2 separate regions of the Homo sapiens genome follow, and region 1 is linked to region 2. A link is an interaction called in ENCODE POLR2A ChIA-PET data of the cell type or tissue named here. Cell type or tissue: PC-9. All regions are shown on one strand. Links, peaks and the distances in the headings refer to the core of each region. The heading gives the core; the rest is flanking DNA. Region 1 has its middle 20 kb from the start of TNFAIP2. Region 2 has its middle 66 kb from the start of LINC00605.

Region 1 (10,851 bases), core at 4,041-6,540, 110 kb before region 2:
GTGACCCCCAGCCTCGCGGCGGCCAGGGCGGGCCGAGTCGTCGGAGCGCGGCGGGACCTGGGGCCAGGTGGACCCCCCTCCCCGGGCTGCGTCCACCCCTGGCAGAGGGGCGGGCTCCGGGCGCGAGGCCCCAGGCGAGGAGGAAGAGGGTGCGGGCGGCGCCTTGGAGGTTCCTGCTGTTCCTGCTTTTCGGGGCGGGGGCCTTCCGGGTCACTGTCCCGCCAGCTGTTGGATCTGCACCAGTAACTTCTCCAGGAAAATCCCCCGGAGAGGAGGATCTGCCCGGCGGAGGGGAGCGAGTCCCCCAGCGCGGGGACAGGGCGGGCGGAGCGGGGCCTGGGCCAGGCCTGGTGCCTTTGTGCAAGGACGGGCCCCGGGCTGCCCAGGCTCCTGTGAGCAGGGGTGGAGCGGGGAGGCCGCAGCCCCCGCGGAACACCGGGCGCCCCCGGCCTCCAGCAGTGGGAAGCAGCCCGGGGGCTGACGCTCCCTGCAGGAGCCAGGAGCAAGCAAACAAGCAGCTTGAGTGCAGGCGCGGGGACGGGCCGGGGGTGCCTGCGGGTGAAAGGGCGGCTCAAAGGGACAGTCGCTGGAGGCCCGGTCTTGAGGAGGTGCCTGGAGCAGACCCGGGCTGGGCGCTGCGGGGGAGGGAGGAGGTTGCGGAGGCCGGCGGGCGGGAACGGGGAGGAATTCCAGGTTTCAGGCAAAGAAAGACGGCAGGACTGGGGAAAAGGGATCCTGGACAGGAGACTCCGCAGGAGGAAGGAGGGGGCCGGTAAGTGGGCTCCTTCCAGCTGGGGAGCGGGGCTGGAAGGGGCTGGAGACGCGAGTTTCAACTCATGGGATTTATGGCTTGGAAAGACCCCTCTGCCCTTCGGGGGCGCTGGGGTCCCCAGGGGAGAGATGAGGGCGGCAGCGAGGGCCCCCTCGTGCAGTGAGATGGAGCGAGCTCTCGGTGGGCTGAGGGAAAGAGCAGCCCAGGGGCTTCTAAGAGACCGGGAGGGAACCAGGCTGCTTCCAGGGACAGGGAGGGCCTGGGAGGGGAGAAAGGGCTGAGGAAGCGCTTGGTCAAGTTCAGGGGGAGAGGTCCCTCCGCACTCGCAGTTGTGCCCTGTGTCACCACGATGTTGTTCCCAAAGTATTCTTCTGGTGTTTTTTTTATTTTTATTTTTTCCTTCTTTTCACAGGTGTTGACCCAAAGTATTTTCTCTCATGCCTGGCCACTCTGCCCTGGACCCTCAACCCAGCCGAATATGACACATCTCCAGAAACCCAGCAGGCGCAAGCCGCAGGGTTGGCCTTAAAATCCTGCTTAAACAGGAGACCCTGGAGGCCTGCTTCAGTGCCACCAGCCTAACCGCCAGGGCTCATCAAAGACGCTGCCCAGATGCATTGAACGTAAGCAAGATCAGCAAAGGTTTATCTCAACTTCAGACTCACTCCCAGAAACTCACTCTTGGGAGCTCTCTGTGGAATTGGGCCCCCCTTCTTCTGGTATTATGTTTTCAAAACTGACAGGGATATGAAAGAAAAACTTATCCAGGAAAGAAAATTGGGTTGAACATTTAACATCTCATTTAAGTCTTGCAATAATGGCTATATGTATTTTTGCTAAATAAATCTTCTATTAATCTTTTTTTTTTTTAAAGTTTGAGATGTCTGCAGAATGGGCATGTGGTTCATTAGAGTGACCAATACCCCGGTGAGTGACAACACTTTGTGTGCGAGGCTGCCGGCCGCCAGGCCCTCTCTCTCGCTCACTGCTTTGGGGGCATCATTTTGCACAGCCCCTGTGGAGGGTGATTTGGGCTTCCGGGTCAGGCTGACAAATGCAGGAACCTGTGAGGCAGCCATTCTCCTTCCAGGAATGTACCTTATCCATGCTCTACCAGCTATGCAAAGCAACTTGAGTGCCAGACTAGTCACTTCAGTTACAGTAGCAACATACTGGAAACTCCCTAAATGCCCATCGGCAGACACCAGGGAAATCACTGCAGTGCACCCAAACAATGGAGTACTATGTGGCGGTGAAAAAGAATGAGGAAGTTCTCTCTGTTCTCATGTTGACATTCAGGACACATAACGTTAAGTGGAAAAAAGCACAGTGCAGAGCAGAGTTTGTGGTGTGTGTGTGTGTGTCTGAGAGAGAGAGAGAGAGAGAGAGAGAGAGGTGAACAGGGTTGGATGGGGACAGAAGTTAGGAAGGAGGTATTTGGCCGTATAGCTTGTAAATTTTCATTATGAGGCATGTGAATGTGTTATATTATTAGCATTTTATAACTGAACATTTAACTGAGAAAATGAAAGTGGTGTTGCTGGAGATGGGAGGAGAGAGGAGGAAAATACTTTAGTGTCTCAGGGGTAGGCTCAACCAGCCATGTCCAGCGCCTCTTTGAAGTGGGTTCATCAGCAACCTGTGACTTGGCGTGAAGCCAAGTTCAGCGCTGAGGTGCAGACTGTAATCACAGGGCTGAGTTTAACCAAGACTCTGGTTTTGTCAGGCGATCACTATGGAGGATGATAGCTGAGCCGTGGGAGGGGCTTGCCAGGGAGAAGTCATACCGATGGGCGATACCCATACTGACTGCTGCTATACCCAGCAGTCCCTGGTCGCCCCCAGAACTCCCATCCTCTGACCCTGTGCTGCCTTGCAGCCCCTCAGCCCCCCATGCATGCCCCCCATGCATGCCCCCACCATCCCTGCAGTGAGACCCCGCAGCCTCCTGAGATGCCAGGTAAGCCATGCACAGCCAGGTGCTGTGCCTCAGAACTTGCTGCAAAGCTACTTATGCAAGGCGGGGGAAGCCGTCCTGGGAGGCTGTGCAGGTGAGCAGCCAATAAACAAGTGAAAAGAAACCCCCCTCCCTCCTTGTTTGTCTCTCCAGCGCCCTCTACTGACAGTGCACAGCACCGTGCCAGCAGGAGAGAGGGAAAAGTTCCAGAATCCCCAAGTAGGGCAGTGAAAGATGGGCTTGGGTCAGAGGCAGTAGATGGATAGCAGGCAGTTGCTTTCCATATGCACCCTTTTACACACGTTTAACCTTTTCTAAAAATTCCAGTAAATGCAATACATGTATCCTTCCCACAAGTGAAGATGCACTCACGCTGTCTCCAAAATGAGGAGACAGTGAGGACAAGGTGCCAATGGTTACTGTAGCCACTGTTGGCTCTGTTAATTACACCACAAATTCAACCACAGTCCACTGAATATCTTGTTACCTGAAGACTGAATGGTAACACTAACCTCCAAAAAATTGTGTGTACAATACAGATGCCAGCGAGAGAAAACAGGAAAATGGTTGGCATGTGGAAACAAACACGTGAAAACAAGCAAAGGAAACTAAGCAAAACTACTACACTCCTTGCTTCCGTGACAGTTGGGAGCCGAGGCTTGAAGTCCATGGTTCCTTCTCCCATCACTCATCCTGGATTTTCCCCTCCCTCAGCCGGGACCTCAGCTAGTTGGTGATCTTTACTTGATGAAACAACTAAAACTTTCATTTCAGAAGGTTCTGAGTCCTCAATTTTCCTGCCTTTCTATGGCTGGGGTAGTTTTCCATGAACCTTTTCTATTGGCCATGGAAATAGTCAGAAGTGCCGCAGAGAATGAATGCCCTGATTTCCAGACATAGTAGCAGCTGCCTGGTCTCCCAGGAGAATCAGAACCTATCACTGCAGTCAAGAGAGCAATCATTTTTTAGGTCTTTTGGTGTCATGACAGAATGAGCCCCAGATGGCCAGGTGGCGGCATCATCTTTCAATTTAATGAAACCATTGCTGTGTCTCCTGGTTGAAGGATGTTCCTCTCCGGGACTAAGACCTTCACATTAGCAGAGCTCAAAGTTGCTGCGACAGGAAGCAAAAATCCTGCCAGCTGGTTGTTATTGGGGGTAATAGTAAGTGGATCCCCCTCATATCAACTGGTTGCATGGAGTTCTAATCGGGGAAGAGGAGTCAGGCTGGGGGGAGCAGGGAAAGCAAAACAAACAAACAAAAAACAGATAAGCTATAAGCCTGCCTTTCTACATGGCCCAGGACACACAGAGCCCTCCTAAGCAAATAACTCACAATCTTCCTGTGCCCATCTTATCGCCAGATCCTCAGCCGATAGACAAGTGTCAGTTAGCTCGCTGCAACCTGGGCATTATCAGCACTGCGCGTGGCCCTCTCCAGCACAAGCACCATCCTATAAAATCCCCCACAAGTCTTTGTCTCCTTGTAGTCAGCTCCCCTTTTGCTGATCTGCCCATTGCTTTCTTGCAATGTATTTTCCTGTGTTCTCTAATAAGCCTGCCTGTCTTTACCTACAACTCTCTTGGTAAATTCCTTTATTGCATGCGCCACTGGTCCTAGTTAGTCACTACCTGTGACAGCTTGGTTTCTGGAGCCATGCATTTTGGCTATAAGGGAAGTAGAACCATGTGGTGGCCCCTGATTCAAAGCGTATATGGAATCCTGTAAAATAGAGTCCATCTTTCCTGGGTATTGCCACTCAGTCTTTTGCTGAGGCTAGCTCCTTCTGGGTGATAGAATAAGCAGTAAGATCAGTGAATTCCACGGCCACGAGCCACTGTGGCATTTCCTTGGTGGTGAAATGGGTTCCTTGGTCAGAAGCAGCCCTGCATGGAAGCCATGATGGTGAAAGGCATCACGTGAGGCTACAAGCAGCAGTGCTGCAGAAACACTCTGGGTAAGGGAGGCAAAGTGTGTCCCTTCCAGGAAGGTGAGTCTGTGTCCCCTCCATGATGGAAGAGACCAGGACCCACCTGCTACCAGATGCTGGCTGCTCTCTGTGGGGGAAGGTGCCATCAGGCACTCAGTGCTGCTCTCTGGGGTTGTGAGAGGGGGCTGCCAGCAGTGAGATTAGTCAGACCAGCCTGGAGAGATGAGCCCGTGTTGCTGGGCCCATGCGTAGCCTCCATCTTGGTCACCATAAATACATTGTTTGTGGGTTCATTGAAAAAGCGCTGGTGTGGCTAGGGAATTGTGTCCCCCCAAATTCATCTTAAAATCGTAACTCCCAATGTGGCCCTACTTGGAGCTAGAGTGTTCACAGAGGTAATCAAGTTAGAATGAGGTCATTGGGTGGCTCTAATCCAATACGACTGGTGTCCTAAAAAGGGGAAATTTGGAGACAGACACAGGGAGAATGCAGTGTGAGGATGGAGACAGATCAGGGTGCTGCTCCTGTCAGAGGCATTCGAACCAGAGTGACTCCATCTTGAATAGGGGCTGGGAAAAATGAGGCTGGGGCCTGCTGGGCTACATTCCCAGGAACTTAGGCATTGTTAGTCGCAAGAGTTTACGGTTGAGGGAGCAGATTAATAATGTTTACTAACAGACCTGGAATGTCCTGATGTCCCAATATCTTGAGAACGCAAGCATTCCTAGTTTAAGACGTTTTGTTTTAAAGATAATATCGATTCTTGTGAAAGATGGTAATTACAAAGATTAATCCTCTATCACAAACCCTTGTAGTAAAGCACATCTCCTATGATTTTCGTATCTTAAACAGGCATTGTACTTAGGCTGGGCTTGGTCCTCCTTTTACTTTAAGGAATGCCCTTCTCTGTCTATAGTCATTCTTTTTTTTTTTTTTCTTAAAAAATATATGTATATATTTTGGGGGCTCTATTTTACAGGATAATATATATATGTATGTATCTTTTGTATATATATTTGTGTTACAGGCCGAAAGAATGAGGGTGGTGATCAGTTCAGTATACCACTGGAGGCTCTATGAGTAAACAGCAAACTGTTTCTCATAAATGCGGAATGTTGGCAAACTGACAAACTGTGTCTGCCACCCAGAAGGGATGCTGAGGGCAGTCACTCCCCAAACGCAGTGTTTCTTGAGATTAGGTACATCTGAAGCCTGTTAGTAATAACATGAACCTGTTATCAATTAGCAGCCGACCAGTCATTACCTCCTCCTCCCTGCTCTTGCTACCCAATAAATATGAAGGGCTATGGAAGCTCAGGGGCTGCCTTTGTCCACTAGAAGCAGGGAGCTCTCTTCATCCTTCCCTGGACAGTTCCTTTCAAACAGTTTCTTTTGTCTTCAGTTTTCATTTCTACGTTTGTCTCTTCGTTCAGTCTTGTAATGACGGTCTCAAGTAGTAAAAGTAGTAATTGTTGTGGGGATGATCTCAAGTAGTAACCGTGGCAGTCAGCCACATATTTGTATATATATATTTACAGGATACAAATTATATATATATATATTTTAAGACAGAGTCTCACTCTGTTGCTCAGGCTTGAGTGCAGTGGCACAATCCTGACTCACTGCAACCTTTGCCTCCCAGGTTCAAGCAATTCTTGTGCCTCCGCCTCCCGAGTAGCTGGGATTACAGGCACACACCACCACACCCGGCTAATTTTTGTATTTTTAGTAGAGATGGGGTTTCACCATGTTGACCAGGCTGGTCTTGAACTCCTGACCTCAGGTGATCTGTCTGCCTTGGTTTCCCAAAGTGTTGGGATTACAGGCGTGAGCCACTGGTCCTTGTCAAAAATATATATATATATAATATATATTTTATATTTTATGTTTTATATATATAAATATAAAATATATATATTTTATATTTTATGTTTTATATATATAAATATAAAATATATATTTTATATTTTATGTTTTATATATATATATATAAATATAAAACAGGCGTGAGCCACTGGGCCTGGCCAAAATATATATATATATTTTATAGAGACAGGGTCTTACTATGTTGTCCAGGGTAGTCTCAAACTCCTGGGCTCAAGCAGTCCTCCTGCCTTAGCCTCCCAACATGCTGGGATTACAGGCATGAGCCACCATGCCCATCCAGGAGTAGCTATTCTTTCATTCCTTTACTCTCTTAATAAACCTGCAGCTAGGTGTGGTGGCTCACACCTGTAGTCCCAGCACTTTGGAAGGTCGAGGCGGGCAGATCGCGTGAGTCCAGGAGTTTGAGACCAGCCTGGGCAACATGGTGAAACCCTGTCTCTGTGAAAAATTTAAAAAATTAGCCAAGCATGGTGGTGTGCACCTGTAGTTTCAGCGGAGGTGGGAGGATCACCTGAGCCTGGGAGGTGGAGGTTGCATTGAGCCAAGATCACGCCACTGCACTCCAGCCTGGGTGACAGAGTGAGACCCCATCTCAAAAGATAAAATACATAGAATAAAACAAACTTGCTTTCACTTTGCACTGTGGAATTGCCTCTAATTCTGTCTCGTGTGAGATCTGAGAACGCTCTCTTGGGGTCTGCATTGGGGCCCCTTTCCAGTAACACTTCTACAAGCCAAGAAAGGCCAGAGATTGACAGAAAACTCCCACAGCTGGGAGACGGGCTGGGATGGAGTCTCCCTCACTTCCTCAGAAGGAGGCAATTCTGCTGACACCTTGACCCCAGACTTCTAACTTCCAGAACTGGGAGATGGCACGTTTTTAGGGCCTAAGCACCCGCAGCTTGCGGCACTTTGTTGCAGCATTCCTAGGAAACACACAGGGTCTGGCTGATGACTTCACAGAACTTCCTTCTTTTACCTGATTCAGCCTCTTCTGAAGGGGACACCCTTTGCTGAGCATTTATATGATGCGCAAATGTTCCTGTAGTCTGTGTCCATCTCGAGAGGCTGACCGCATACTTCTTCCTCAGACATCCTTGTTACCAAACTTCCAATCCTTTTCTTCCAGGTCCCCGAACATCCAACCAAACTGTTAGCAGCTGTTTCTAAGTGGGCACGGATTTGTACCTCTGGGCATCTCTCTGTCTGCATGTAGTGGACAGCCGAGTGAATGGCTCAAACTGTGCGCCTAGGGAGGGTTCCTTCGCTACCGGGGCTCGGCCGGTGGAGCTGTAGTACTCATGTCTACTTTTGTGGGAACTGGCATAGCATGCCGAGCCCTCTGTCACCAGGCTCGAGTTTCTTCCTCAGCCAACTGGGTGTGAGGAGTACCCGGGGAGGCTGGAGGCATGGATGGGGAAGGGAGACAGGGCAGCAGGGGTAGGTGCTGAGGGAGTCTGGGCCACCTGCCTTCCCTGTGAAGTTCCCATGCCGTCTGGACCCACCCCAGCTTGCCTCTACTGCGTACATGGACTGAGAGGCCACCGCTGCAGATCCCACGCCTGGTGGCTGGGTGGGTCCAACCATGCCCGGCCCCTAATGGGAACTAGGCTGAATGATCACCTAATGACACAGGGGTGGGCGTTCAGACTCGAATCCCAGTAGAAAGCGAGAAGCAGTTTCTCAGAAGGAAACTAGTTATCTACAGAAGAGAGCACAGAATTGCTCCACAATTCTAGAGGTCCGGACTGCAATTTTCCCATTGGCGCTTGTCATGGATATGTTGAGCAGCAGTGGCTCACAGGGCTGGGCGGCACAGAGGCTTGTACGCATAGAGCAGCCCAGGCCTGCAGAACCTCCTCTTGCTCAGCCTCTTATGGAAACTGGCTGCCTTATGGGGCACTCGGGAGATGGGTCATGGTAACACACTAAAATGTGTTGGGCCAGCCTGGTGGCTGACACCTGTAATCCCAACACTTTGGGAGGCTTAGGCACAAGGATTGGTTGAGGCCAGAAGTTTGAGATCAACCTGGGCAACATAGTGAGACCCCCAAAAGCCCTTCCAAGCATTTGCCTCTTTCTTCATAGTAGGTAGTGGGAGGTGTAGCAACTTGCCTTCACCTTAGAGTGAATATTTCAAAATTCTCCAGCCCAAATAACCCCCAAGAAGCTTAGAAATCACAGGTCTCAAATTTGGGGGGATTTATCCCCCATCTTCTAGCTGACATATGTTTTATTAAAGCTTCTAGAGGATGTGCTATTTCTTATCAGATCCAATCAGCTTTATATCACCAATGCAGGGGGCCAGTGTAGTGGTGTGTGGAATGTTAAATAATAAAGATCAATTTGGCCAGGCGCAGTGGCTCACGCCTGTAATCCCAGCACTTTGGGAGGCCAAGGCGGGCAGATCACTTGAGATCAGGAGTTCGAGAACAGCCTGGCCAACATGGTGAAACCCTGTCTCTACTAAAATACAAAAATTAGCCAGGTATGGTGGCCCACGCCTGTAATCCCAGCTACTTGGGAGGCTGAGACAGGAGAATCGCTTGAACCCAGGAGGCGGAGGCTGTAGTGAGCCAAGATCCCGCCACTGCACTCCAGCCTGGGTGATAGAATGAGACTCCGTCTCTAAATAAATAAATAAAGATCAATTCATAGAGATGGAAAGTAGAATGGGGGTTGCCAAGGGTTGGGGACAATGGGGATTTATTGTATGATGGGTGCAGAGCTCCAGTTTTGCAAGGTGAAAGGAATTCTGAAGATGGATGGTGATGATGGTTGCACGACAATGTGAGTGTGCTGAATGCCACTGAAGTGTAGACCTAAAAATGGTGAAAATCGTGAGTTTTATGTTATGTATGTTTCACCACAATTTAATAAATAAATACAAAGTATAAAGGAAAAAAGGAACTGAAGCATGGATTAAAATAAAGGATTTTCATGTTGTTTGACTACATTTTAGAAAGCAGTGTGTTAGGATCTTGATACTGTAAGAATGGTTAAGATACTAGCAGCATGGGTACTGCCGGGAAAGGTTTTAGAAAGTCAGAATGCCTGCCTCAGCTGGGTGCAGTGGCTCACACCTGTAATCTCAGCACCTTGTTAGACCAAGGCAGGCAGGTTGGTTAAGTCCAGGAGTTCGAGACCAGCCTGGGAAACACAGTGAGATCTCATCTCTACAAAAAATTAGCCAGCATGGTGGTGTGTACCTGTAGTCCCAGCTACTTGGGAGGCTGAAATGGGAGGATCACTTGAGCCTGGGAAGTGGAGGCTGCAGTGAGCTGAGATGGTGCCACTGCACTCCAGCCTGGGTGGCAGAGTGAGACCCTGTCTCAATCAATCAATCAATCAATCAATCAATCAGTAAAAAGAATGCCTTCCTCAGACCTACTAGATCAGAGTCTGCAATTGTACAATCCCCAGGTGACTCATACAAATTAAATATTTATCTGAGCTTTTTTTGAAGTATAAGATACAAACAATAAAGCTTACTTAAATACAAAAATAAAAGATAACAAAGCCCTTTCAGCCGGAACCGCCGTTTTCCAGTAATTCGCCAAAATGACGAACACAAAGGGAAAGAGGAGAGGCACCCGATGTATGTTCTCCAGGCCTTGTGGAAAACATGGAATTTTTCCTTTGGCCACGTACATGCGAATGTATAAGAAAGGTGATACTGTAGACATCAAGGGAATGGGAACTGTTCAAAAAGGAAGCCGCACAAGTGTCACCATGGCAAAGCTGGAAGAGTCTACGATGTTCCCCAGCATGCTGTTGGCATTGCTGTAGACAAACAAGCTAAGGGCAAGATTCCTGCCAAGAGAACTAATGTGCGTATTGAGCACATGAAGCACTCTAAGAGCCGAGACAGCTTCCTGAGACGCGTGAAGGAAAATGATCAGAAAAAGAAAGAGGCCACAGAGAAAGGTACCTGGGCCGGGCACTGTGGCTCACGCCTGTAATCCCAGCACTTTGGGAGGCTGAGGCGGGTGGATCATCTGAGGTCAGGAGTTCGAGACCAGCCTGACCAACATGGTGAAAACTCGTCTCTACTAAAAATACAAAAAATTAGCCAGGCATGATGGCACGCACCTGTAATCCCATCTACTTGGGAGGCTGAGGCAGGAGAATCACTTGAACCTGGGAGGCGGAGGTTGCAGTGAGCTGAGATCACGCCATTGCACTCCAGCCTGGGCAACAAGAGTGAAACTCCATCTCAAAAAAAAAAAAAAAAAAAAAACAAAAAAAAGAGAAAGGTACCTGGGTTCAACTAAGCTCCAGGCTGCTCCACCCAAAGATGCACA
Region 2 (10,851 bases), core at 4,458-6,957:
GCAGCTGTTTCTCTTGGGTGGTTTTTCTCTCCTGTTGCCATTTAAGTTGTTTGCAATCTTTTTAAAGGTGACTTTGTTTCTTGCAAGAGAAGCAGACCCCTCTTTGGTCATGTGGGCTTATCTGCATCTTCTTAAGAGGTTGGGTCTGGCAAGTCAGCTGCTGGAGCTGCCTTCGTTGAAAGAAGCGGGTTGACCAGAAGATCTGCAAGAGTGCTGTGGGATTTGCTGAGCCTCTTCCTCTGGCGGAGGAGGGATAGGAGAGATGGTAACCAGAGCATGGAAGGCCTGACAAAAGTGGATGTAGAGGTGTGGGAGGAGGCAACAGGAGAGCAGTGGAAGGAGAAAGAGAAGACATTTTCAAGGTTTTCTTTAGTTGTGAAATTGTTTCTGACAATTTTTTGCTTATCTCCTGGACGGAAGCCATTTTTTCCATACCTCTCTTAGAAGCTTCTACCTACCGTTAAAATAGGACTGCTGTTCAATTTGTCTGGTTCTAAAACCTGCTAATTGTATGCACAAACATATTAACTTAGAAATTTCCAAAGACCCCGATTTTGGCCATTGAAATTTGGGGTCATCCTGAGTCATGTGGGTGCATCTGGCTGGGTGTCCACAGCATGGCGCTCTACAGGGGTGACCCACAAACCCGGCTGGTGCTTCCAAGGGGGATTGCCCCTTAAAGGAAAGCTCAGTTTTTGACAACCATTTTCCCATACTTTTAGAAATTCCTTCTCAAAAGTGATCAAGGCTGGAACAGAGCTTCTGGTTGAAGTGTGCTACTTGCAAGCGTCACTCCCTAAGGTCCCAGTGACACCGTGATTGACTGTCTTATGTGTCTCAGAATCCCTGGTCCCCTTGCAGTGGTAGAGTGCTAAAGGCGCCAGGTGACCAGCCCTTATGTGCACCTTCCAGCTGGGGTCTGTCCTGCAGGGAGGCCCTCTCAGACTGCTACACATCATGGACAAACATCCCAACACCCCCATAAAATCTCTAGTCCCCTGCAGCACCCAGCTGGGTTTGGAGGGAGCAAGTGTCTCTTAACTTCCAGGTGAGAGAACTCACCCTCATGCACCCTTTGGTTTGAAACTAGCAGGAATTGGTCACAATTGAAAAGACGAGTCCAAATTACCAGCAATAGGAAACAGCTACAATTTTAAAATCATGCTATGTAACTTTAGGTCAAAAAAAGTGAAATCACCAGTGCTAGTGAAACCACCTTTGCAAAAAAGATAACAATGAGGAAATTATGATGGTGAAAGAGATCTGACCTAACCAGCTCCATCTTACCTTTCACCTCCAAGCTGCCCTTGTTCATTCCTGAGTGTAGGCCAAAGGAGGAAGGGAGGGATTTATAGCTTAATGTTGAAGCAAAGATAACAGCCTCTCCCCAAAACAAACCCTCTCCTTGCCTGGGGATCAGACAGCCTTTGTAGAACTAACAAATGAGCCACAGATGAGAAATTTTGGCTCAGGAGTCACGCGGCCAGAGGCCACAAGATTCCTCACCTCCCCAGTTGCCCCCATAGGTAACGTTACTATTATGAAACCTAAGGTTGGTGTTTGAGGTGTTTTTCAGACCCTGCATTCTGATGGGTCAGCTGAGGCTACACTGACTGGTGAACTGGCTCATCTCGTCTTATGATCCCCACTCAAGAACCAACTCAGCCCAAGAGGACAGCTTCGACTCCCGGCGGTTTCATCCCCGACCCAAGCAGTCAGCACTCCCACTTCCCATCCTCCTGCCCACCAAACTATCTTTAAAAAAATCCTAAACTTTGAATTTTCAGGGAGGCTGATTTGAGTAGCAATAAAACTTTAGTTTCCTGTTTAGCCGATGACAACATGTATTAAACTGTTTTTATTTATTTATTTATTTATTTATTTATGAGATAGAGTTTCACTCTTGTTGCCCAGGCTGGAGTGCAATGGCGTGATCTCGGCTCATGACAACCTCTGTCTCCTGGGTTCAAGTGATTTTCCTGCCTCAGCCTCCCGAGTAGCTGGGATTACAAGCATGCGCCACCATGCCTGGCTAATTTTGTATTTTTAGTAGAGATGGGGTTTCTCCATGTTGGTCAGGCTGGTCTCAAACTCCCGACCTCAGGTGATCTGCCCCCCTCAGCCTCCCAAAGTGCTGGGATTACAGGCATGAGCCACTGTGCCCGGCCTTAAACTCTTTCTTTCTCTGTTGCAATTCCCTGTCTTGATAAATTGGCTTCCTCTGAACAGTGGGCAAGAGGAACCCATTGGGCAGTTACACTAGACTCCAACACTGTAACCCAAAACGCTGCCATGAGGCTGAGGAGAAGACAGACATTCTCTGCAGAGCTTTTGCCTAAATCTCCTGTCCAGAGACAGAGACAGAAGCCCTCACTCTTGCAGGAAAGAAAGGATTTGGAAAACAGCCCAAATAAAGTTTCAACTTCTTCACAACAGCCAAAATTTGGAAGCAACCTACATGTCCATCAACAGAGGTACTTACACAATGGAGTACTATTCAGCCATAAAAAAGAATGAGATCCTGTCATTTTCAAAAACATGGATGGACTAGAAGTCATTATGATAAATGAAATAACCCAGTCTCAGAAAGACAAACATCGCGTGTTCTCATTTATTTGTGGGATCTAAAAGTCAAAACAATTGAACTCGTGGAGACAGAGAGTAGAAGGATGATTACCAGAGGCTAAGAAGGGTAGTGGGAGGGTGAAGGGGAGGTGGGTTCATGGATACAAAACAAATAGTTAGAAAGAATGAATAAGACCTAGTATTTGATAGCACAAAAGGGGGACTATAGTCAATAATAATTTAATTTTACATTTTAAAATAACAAAAAGAGTATAATTGAATTGTTTGTAACATAAAGTATAAATGCTTGTGGGACTGGATACCCCATTTTCCATGATAAGATTATTACATGTTGCATGTCTGTGTCAAAACATCTTATGTTCTGCATAAATATATACACCTATATGTCCACAAAAAATAAAAATTAAAAATTAGAAAAAGATCTAGACCTCAACCAAAAGGAAGGGAGGTCTGAATTCAGGACTCAACCTTTGCACGCAAGGAAACCTCTGGAGTCAGAGGAACACAGAGTGTTTATACTGGTTCGGATTGCTGAGTGTGAGAGGGAATGCCAGTTGGCTGCAAGGGAGGAATAGAGCTGAATCCTCCAGACAACACCAGAAATGCCAACCAAAATTAAGAAACTGAGGCCCCAGGCACGGTGGCTCATGCCTGTAATCCCAGCACTTTGGGAGGCCAAGGCAGGAGGATCACCTGAGGTCAGGAGTTCAAGACCAGCCTGGCCAACATGGTGAAATCCCGTCTCTACTAAAAATACAAAAATTAGCCAGGCATGGTGGCGGGCACCTATAATCCCAGCTACTCGGGCGGCTGAGGCAAGAGAATCACCTGAACCTGGGGGGCGGAGGTTGCAGTGAGGCAAGATCGCGCCACTGCACTCCAGCCTGGGCGACAGAATGAAACTTTGTAAAAAAAAAAAAAGAAAGAAAGAGAGAGAGAAAGAGGGAAAGAGAGAGAGAGAGAGAAAGAGAGAAAGAGAGAAAGAAAGAAAGAAAAGAAAGAAAGAAAGAAAGAAAGAAAGAAAGAAAGAAAGAAAGAAAGAAAGAAAGAAAAGAAAGAAAGAAAGAAAAGGTATCCCATGGTAATCCCATGGTGAGATCCTATGGTGAGATCATAGCTCACTGCAGCCTGGAACTCCTGGGCTCAAGTGATCCTCCCACCTCTGCCTCTAGTCCTAGTCTTTGAGTAGCTAGGACTGTAGGTGCATGCCACTATGCCTGGCTTTTTTTTTTTTTTAATAGAGATAGGGTCTCACTCTGTTACACAGGCTAGAGGGCAGTGGTATGATCACAGCTAACTGCAGCCTGGAACTCCTGGGCTCAAGCCCTCCTCCCAATCCTTGGCCTCACAAAGCACCGGGATTACGTGTGCGAGCCGCCAAACTCAGCCACAAGTCAGTATTTAAAGGAAAAATGGGGCAGTTCCTAAGTTGTTTACCAAAAATTTTTATTGTTTCATTAAAATAACCTATTGATTTATTAGACATCGTTCTTTGTATCACAAATTCCAGGAGCATGAAGATAATGGGTGAGGCTCACATTGTGCAACTTGTGGTAATATTTTAGGTAATTTATTAGCTAGCCTGGAAACTACAGGGAAGGAAAGAAAAAAACAAAGCCCTTAAACAGTTACCCCTGGGCATGGCTGCGGGGGTGTGACTGAGGTCCCATGCTCCTGTCCCTCTGGACCTGATACATTTTGCAGACCCCCCCCCATTCCTCAGGCTGTTCTGAGCCACTTTTCTTTATCAGTTGACAAGGATGCACACCCATGTACTCTTTGTGTCTGGCTTATTCACTCACAATTAAACTTATTCACTCACTTGCTGGAAGTTGCCAGGTCATAGGGTTTGGGTAGGTTCAGCTTTAGAACACACTGCCAAACAGTTTCTCCAGGTGTTTGTACAAAGTGCACTCCCGGCCGGGTGCGGTGGCTCACGCCTGTAATCCCAGCACTTTGGGAGGCAGAGGCGGGTGGATCACGAGGTCAGGAGATCAAGACCATCCTGGCTAACATGGTGAAACCCTGTGTCTACTAAAAATACAAAAAAATTAGCCGGGCGTGGTGGCGGGCACCTGTAGTCCCAGCTACTCGGGAGGCTGAGGCAGGAGAATCACCAGAACCCAGGAGGCGGACGGTGCAGTGAGCCAAGATCGTGCGCCACTGCACTCCCGCCTGGCGACAGAACGAGACTCTGTCTCAAAAAAAAAAAAAAGAAAAAAAGTGCACTCCCACCAGCAAAGTGAGATGCCTCTGGGTGCTGGGTATCCTGGTGAACACTTGGTATTCTCAGTTGCTCAGCTGGTGGCGGGTGCGTGATTGTATCACTGCTTTGTAGATTTGAGGCTGCTGGGGATAGCATTCGACATCCAAGACCTGCCTAAGGAGAGGAATCTAATAAGTCTCAGAAAGTTTCAAACTCTTTATTTTCACTCAGTTTTCAAAGACATATGTTAATTAACTGTCCATTACACTGCAGACTGACTGAGCTGGGCTCCCTCTGTTTCTATATGCAATTAAGTTACTCAGGAAACACTTTCTTTTTTAAAAGCTTTGATAAATAGGTTATAAGTATATTTAAAACTACATGGAAATTAAAATGTTATTGCTGTATGCAATGCTATAAATGAGATAAAACATGCAAATCTGATGGAATTCTGTGCCAAATAGCTAGTCTTTCTTTCTTTCTTTTTTTTTGTTTTTTTTCCCGAGACAGAATCTTGCTCTGTGGCCCCGGCTGGAGTGCAGTGGCGCAATCTCAGGTGACTGCAACCTCCACCTCCTGGGTTCAAGCAATTATCCTGCCTCAGCCTCCCAAGTAGCTGGGACTACAGGTGCGTGCCACCACACCCCGCTAATTTTTTGTACTTTTTTTTTTTTTTTGAAACAGAGTCTTGCTCTGTTGCCCAGGCTGGAGTGCAGTGGTGCGATCTCGGCTCACTGCAAGCTCTGCCTCCCGGGTTCACGCCATTCTCTTGCCTCAGCCTCCCGAGTAGCTGGGACTACAGGTGCCTGCCACCACGCCTGGCTAATTTTTTGTATTTTTAGTAGAGACGGGGTTTCACCGTGTTAGCCAGGATGGTCTCGATCTCCTGACCTCGTGATCCACCCGCCTCTGCCTCCCAAAGTGCTGGGATTACAGGCGTGAGTCACCGTGCCTGGCCATTTTTTTGTATTCTTAGTAGAGACAGGGTTTCAGCATATTGGCCAGGCTGGTCTCAAGCTCCTGACCTCGTGATCAGCCTGCCTCGACCTCCCAAAGTGCTGGGATTACAGGCATGAGCCACTGTGCCCGGCCAATATCTTTCAAATAGCAAAAGTAACTCTCAGAACACAGTCTATGCAAATCACAGCACAAAGTGCTCCAGCAGGAGGGACCTGTTCTGTCCACCTATGTCAGCATGATCTGCAGTGATCAGGCAGCCTTGCCATGGGGCAGCAGAAGTGAGAAACCCTGCCATGGGGCAGCAGAGGTGAGACACCATTCCAGGAAATAGATCGAAACTCCAGTGTGTACTAATGGATACTACCCACTGGCTGAAGGCTTGAAACTACCTTTGCAAAATTCTGACAGAAAGGGAAATCTGACATAGCTAACTCCATCTTGCTGTTCTGTGCAGGAAAAGTGCGAGGGGAGAAGAAAAGACACACACACAATACCTTTAAGTGTAAACAACCTTCATCTTACGTGGCAATGCAGATATAATAAGCAAATTATATAATAAGCAAATAATATAATAAGCAAATTCATATAATAAGCAAATTGCAGTGGGAAAGGGAGAAGGCAAAATATATATCCATATGTGTGTGTATATATATATTTTTTTTTTTTTTCGGAGATGGAGTCTTACTCTGTCACCTAGGCTGTAGTGCAGTGGTGTGATCTCAGCTCACTGCAACCTCAATCTCCCGAGTTCAAGCTATTCTCCTGCCTCAGCCTCCTGAATAACTGGGACTACAGGCGTGCGCCACCACACCCAGCTAATTTTTGTATTTTTAGTAGAGACAGGGTTTCCCCATGTTAGCCAGGCTGGTCTCGAACTCCTGACCTCAGGCAATCCGCCTCCCAAAGTGCTGGGGTTACAGGCGTGAGCCACTGTGCCCAGCCAAGATAGATATATATATTTACACTCACCAGGCTATGGAGGATTCACTGCCAGACCGGGAAGCAACAGCCTGGGCTCCAGAGTTGGCCACCCGTCTGTGCACAGACAAGGAGAGGTCTCATGAAGCTTCGATGTGGTCTGGGGTCCTAGCTCTTTTTGTAACGAGCTGTTTGGCGTGAGGCCCAGTCACGAGGGGCCTTTGTGACTGGGCTCAAGGAACACAAAAGGGCCAACTTGCTTTTGCAATTTTCTATTGTTTTTCAATAACTAATGTATAGGAATAGATTGAATTAGAGATTTCTCCAAAACAGCGCTGGATAAACGCCTCAAGGGGCTCACACAACCCGTTTGGGGACTTGGTGGCCATTGTTTGTGTCCATGTTCAATTGAGTTCAAATTTAATGTTTAACTTTTCCTCCACACTTGCCTCTAACCTCCAAGTTGTCCTTGTTCATTTCTGGGCAAAAGCCAAGCTAACTTCGGGAGGAATTTAGTTTATAGTTTAACACTGAAGCAAGGATGATAATAGCCCTTCCAAAACTATCTCCTCTTCATTCAGGAACCAAAACTGTCTTTGTAAAACTAACGAAAGACCCCAAGATTAGAATTATGGCTCAGGAGTCAGGTAGCCAGAGATCACAAGACTTGTAACCTCCCCAGTTGCTCCTATAGATAACATAATTGAAAAACTAAGATTCGTGTCTGATGTATTTTTCAGACCCTGTATTCTGATGGATCAGTTAGAGCCACCTGGATCAGTAGCCCATACCAAGAAGCTGGCTCATCTGGTCTTGTGATCCTACCCAAGAACTGACTCACTGCAAGAAGACAGCTTCAGTCGCATGATTTTTATCTCTGATCCAACCAATTGTTATCCCCATTCCCTAGCCCCATGCCCACCAAACTATCCTTGAAAAACCCTAGGCTCCCAGCTTTCAGAGAGGCTGATTTGCATAATAAGCTCTGGTATACCACATGGCTAGCCTTGCACTGATTAAACTCTTTCTCTACTGCACTACTACTGTCTTCATAAATTGGCTGTCCTGTGCAGCTGGCAAAATTCCATTGGGCAATTACAGGCTCAGCTCATTCTCCATTATAATTTTGTTTAAAAATGGGCCAGGCGAGTGACTCATGTCTGTAATCCCAGCACTGTGGGAGGCCAGGATGGGAGGATCACCTGAGCCCAGGAGTTCAAGACCAGCCTGGGCAAATAGTGGAATCTCATCTCCACAAAAAATTTTGTTAGAAGTTAGCCAAGTGTGGTGGCATACAACAGCTGTCCCAGTTACTCAGGAGGGTAAGGTGGGAGGATCACGTGAGCCCAGAAGGTCAAGGCTGCAGTGAGCCATGACTGCATAAATGCACTCCAGCCTGAGTAACAGAGTGAGATCCTGCCTCAAAAAAAAATTATAAAAAAAGGTATAAAAATGACAGCCGACTCTATGAATATACTAAAACCAGTGAATTGTACACTTTATACAAATGAAATAGCACCAAGTACGGGTGTTGCTTAAAAGGACACCTTTGGATCCTTCATAGGATGTCACCATTAGAGGATCTGGGGAGAATATAGGACTCTATTATTTGCAACTTCCTGTGAGTCTATAATTTTTCAAAATAAAAGTTTAAAAATGGGTTAGATAATAACAAATCTCAGTATTTACTAACTCCAATAGAATAATTGGAGAAATCAGTCAAAATATTTAAAAGTGACCCTGGCCCCATTTTCCAGCACATGCCCAAGGTCCTGGGTGCTGAGGGAGCCGTGGGTCCTCCTTCCCTGGGGTGGAGCCTTCTCTGTCCCTGGGCTCCTGGCACAGACTCCCTCCAGGACCCAGATGGGGTGGGCGGGGTCCTCACACTGTGCCCTCTCCCCACCCTGCCCGCCCCAGCTCAGGGCCGGAATCCAGGGATCCCAGGCTGGGTCCCACCCACGGTCATATCTCCCTGTGGCTCCTGGTCTCTACTGCACCCCCAGCCTCGGCACTGGGTTGACCCTGGAAGGCCTCCTGGGTGCAGGAAGGGGTGGGACCCTTGTCTTTACTCGCATGTGGCGGCATCCCCCTGGCAGCGGGAAGGGCCCTCCCCTGGACACATCTGTGCAGGTTCCAATAACCAGTCACACGGGAGCGTTTGGGCGCAGCATTAAAAAAATGCTCCGAGTTAATTTCCTGGGCCCAGCTCCTTTCCACTCTGGATTTCAGCCTCTTAGGAGAATAAGCCAGCGAAGTGGGGTTGGGCCGCAGACACAGGAGTGGGAGAAAAGTGGAGGGGAGGGTCCATGTAGTCAGACCAATACTCCCACTGAAACCAGATCATATGGTGGACTCAGTGTTTTAATGCTGTGGTTTTGGCCAGGCATGGTGTCTCCCATCTGTAATCCTGGCACTTTGGGAGGCTGAGGCAGGTGGGTCGCTTGAGCCCAGGAGCTCGAGATCAGCCTGGGCAACATAGCCAGACCCTGTCTCTAAAAAAAAAAAAGTTTTTAATTAGCCGGGTGTGGTAGTGCACACCTGTAGCCTCAGCTACTGGAGAGGCTGAGGCAGGAAGATGGCTTGAGCTCAGCAGGTCAAGGCTACAGTGAGCCATGGTCACACCACTGTACTCCAGCCTGGGCAACAAAGAGAGATTTTGTCTCAAAAAAAAAAAAAGTGTCTTTTTAAAAAACTGGAATGCTGGCAAGATAATCACCAGACCCAATGGAAGGGAAGCAGGACTCTGTGGGGTCAGCCAAGCAGGAGGACCCAGGAGAGTTTAGGGGGTGAATGAGAACATTGATTCCCATGGGCTCTGGGGGAGGGAAAACAACACAACCCTTGGGTCCTGGAGTGGGGTGTCTACGGGAAATCCCCTCCACGCTGTACTGGGCGCACAAAGGGAGTTCGCCCAGAAGCACGTGCACAGCCTCTGGGGCGGGCGCCTGCATTGCACCCCTCAAAATATTGCTACCATGATGTGCAAGGACAAGGTGGGGCACAAAGGTAGCCAAGCACCAAAGACAGAAGCCAGGACAAAGAGGGGCTCCAGACCACAGAAACATGCCCACCGGGCGGCAGAGCAGGGGACAGACTCTGTGCCCCCGTACTTCTATTCCATGTCCTGGGTCTCACCTCACACCTTTCTTGCAGTTCATGTGTCTCTCACTGTGTCCACAATGATATTCTACACATCCAGAAGGGTTTGTAGTAATTATAGGGTTTTTTGTTTCTATAACTCATATTTATTTATTTTTATTGGTACACAATAATTGTACATATTTATGGGGTACGTGGGATATTGTAATACATGCATACAATCTGTAATGATCAGATCAGGGTATTAGGATATTCATCGTCTCAAATGTTTGTCACTTTTTTTTTTGAGATGGAGTCTTGCTCTGTCACCCAGGCTGGAGTGCGGTGGCACGATCTCAGCTACTGCAACCTCTGCCTCCCAGATTCAAGTGATTCCCCTGCCTCAGTTTCCCAAGTAGCTGGAACTACAGGTGCGCGCCACCATGCCCAGCTAATTTTTGTGTTTTTAGTGGAGACAGGGGTCTCGCCGCATTGGCCAGACTGGTCTCAAACACTTGACCTCAAGTGATCCACCCGCCTTGGCCTCCCAAAGTGCTGGGATTATAGGTGTGAGCCATGTGGAGGAAAAGTTAAATATTAAATTTGAACTCCATTGAACTTGAACACAAGGAATGGTTATGTGCCAGTAAATAGCCTCTGGGCATCTGCCTGGGAGCTAATAACCTATACTGATTGTTCTGGTAAGGTACATTTTCTACCTTAAGGCAAACAAACAACAGAATCTACAGAATAGGCTAACCTTCCTGTATTCCCTGAGTCCAGTCATGAAGGGCCCTCGTGCCTGGGGCTCAGGCCAAAAAAGGAATACTACAAAAGGGTGAGGGTCCCAGACCCCGCCGAAGCTCCGCAAGAACTCTCCTCGTCTGTGCGCGGACGGGCGGCCGACTCTGGAGCCCAGGCTGCTGCTTCCCTGTCTGGTGATGCTTCCTCCATAGTCCAGTGGGTGTAAATATATACAGATATATCTTTTCTTGTCCCTTTCCCACTGTGATTTGCTTATTATATTTGTGTTGCCATATACTTGGGATGAAGGCTGTTTGCCCTTAAAAGTATCGTGTGTGCCTTTTCTTCACCCCCCGGGC

The links. Peaks named below come from ENCODE experiments on the same cell type or tissue, not always from the same donor. Only the 100,000 strongest peaks of a DNase experiment are listed, where the experiment ranks them.
Region 1: POLR2A ChIA-PET joins it to region 2 with 15 read pairs; 3 of 35 experiments call an interaction of 5 or more read pairs at or near these places.

Annotation. Positions count from the first base shown.
Region 1 is chr14:103,138,489-103,149,339 of GRCh38, forward strand. It overlaps the pseudogene NDUFB4P11 and the pseudogene RPL21P12. Among named protein-coding and RNA genes, the nearest start is that of TNFAIP2, 20 kb to the left of the region's middle. RefSeq lists enhancers at 1,829-1,878, 1,909-1,958. In PC-9, for the core only: no CTCF peak of the experiment used is centred there; DNase peaks (open chromatin) are centred at 4,549, 5,313 and 5,793; H3K4me3 peaks cover 308 bases; H3K27ac peaks cover 2,465 bases.
Region 2 is chr14:103,249,770-103,260,620 of GRCh38, forward strand. No RefSeq gene overlaps it. Among named protein-coding and RNA genes, the nearest start is that of LINC00605, 66 kb to the left of the region's middle. In PC-9, for the core only: no CTCF peak of the experiment used is centred there; a DNase peak (open chromatin) is centred at 5,992; H3K27ac peaks cover 946 bases.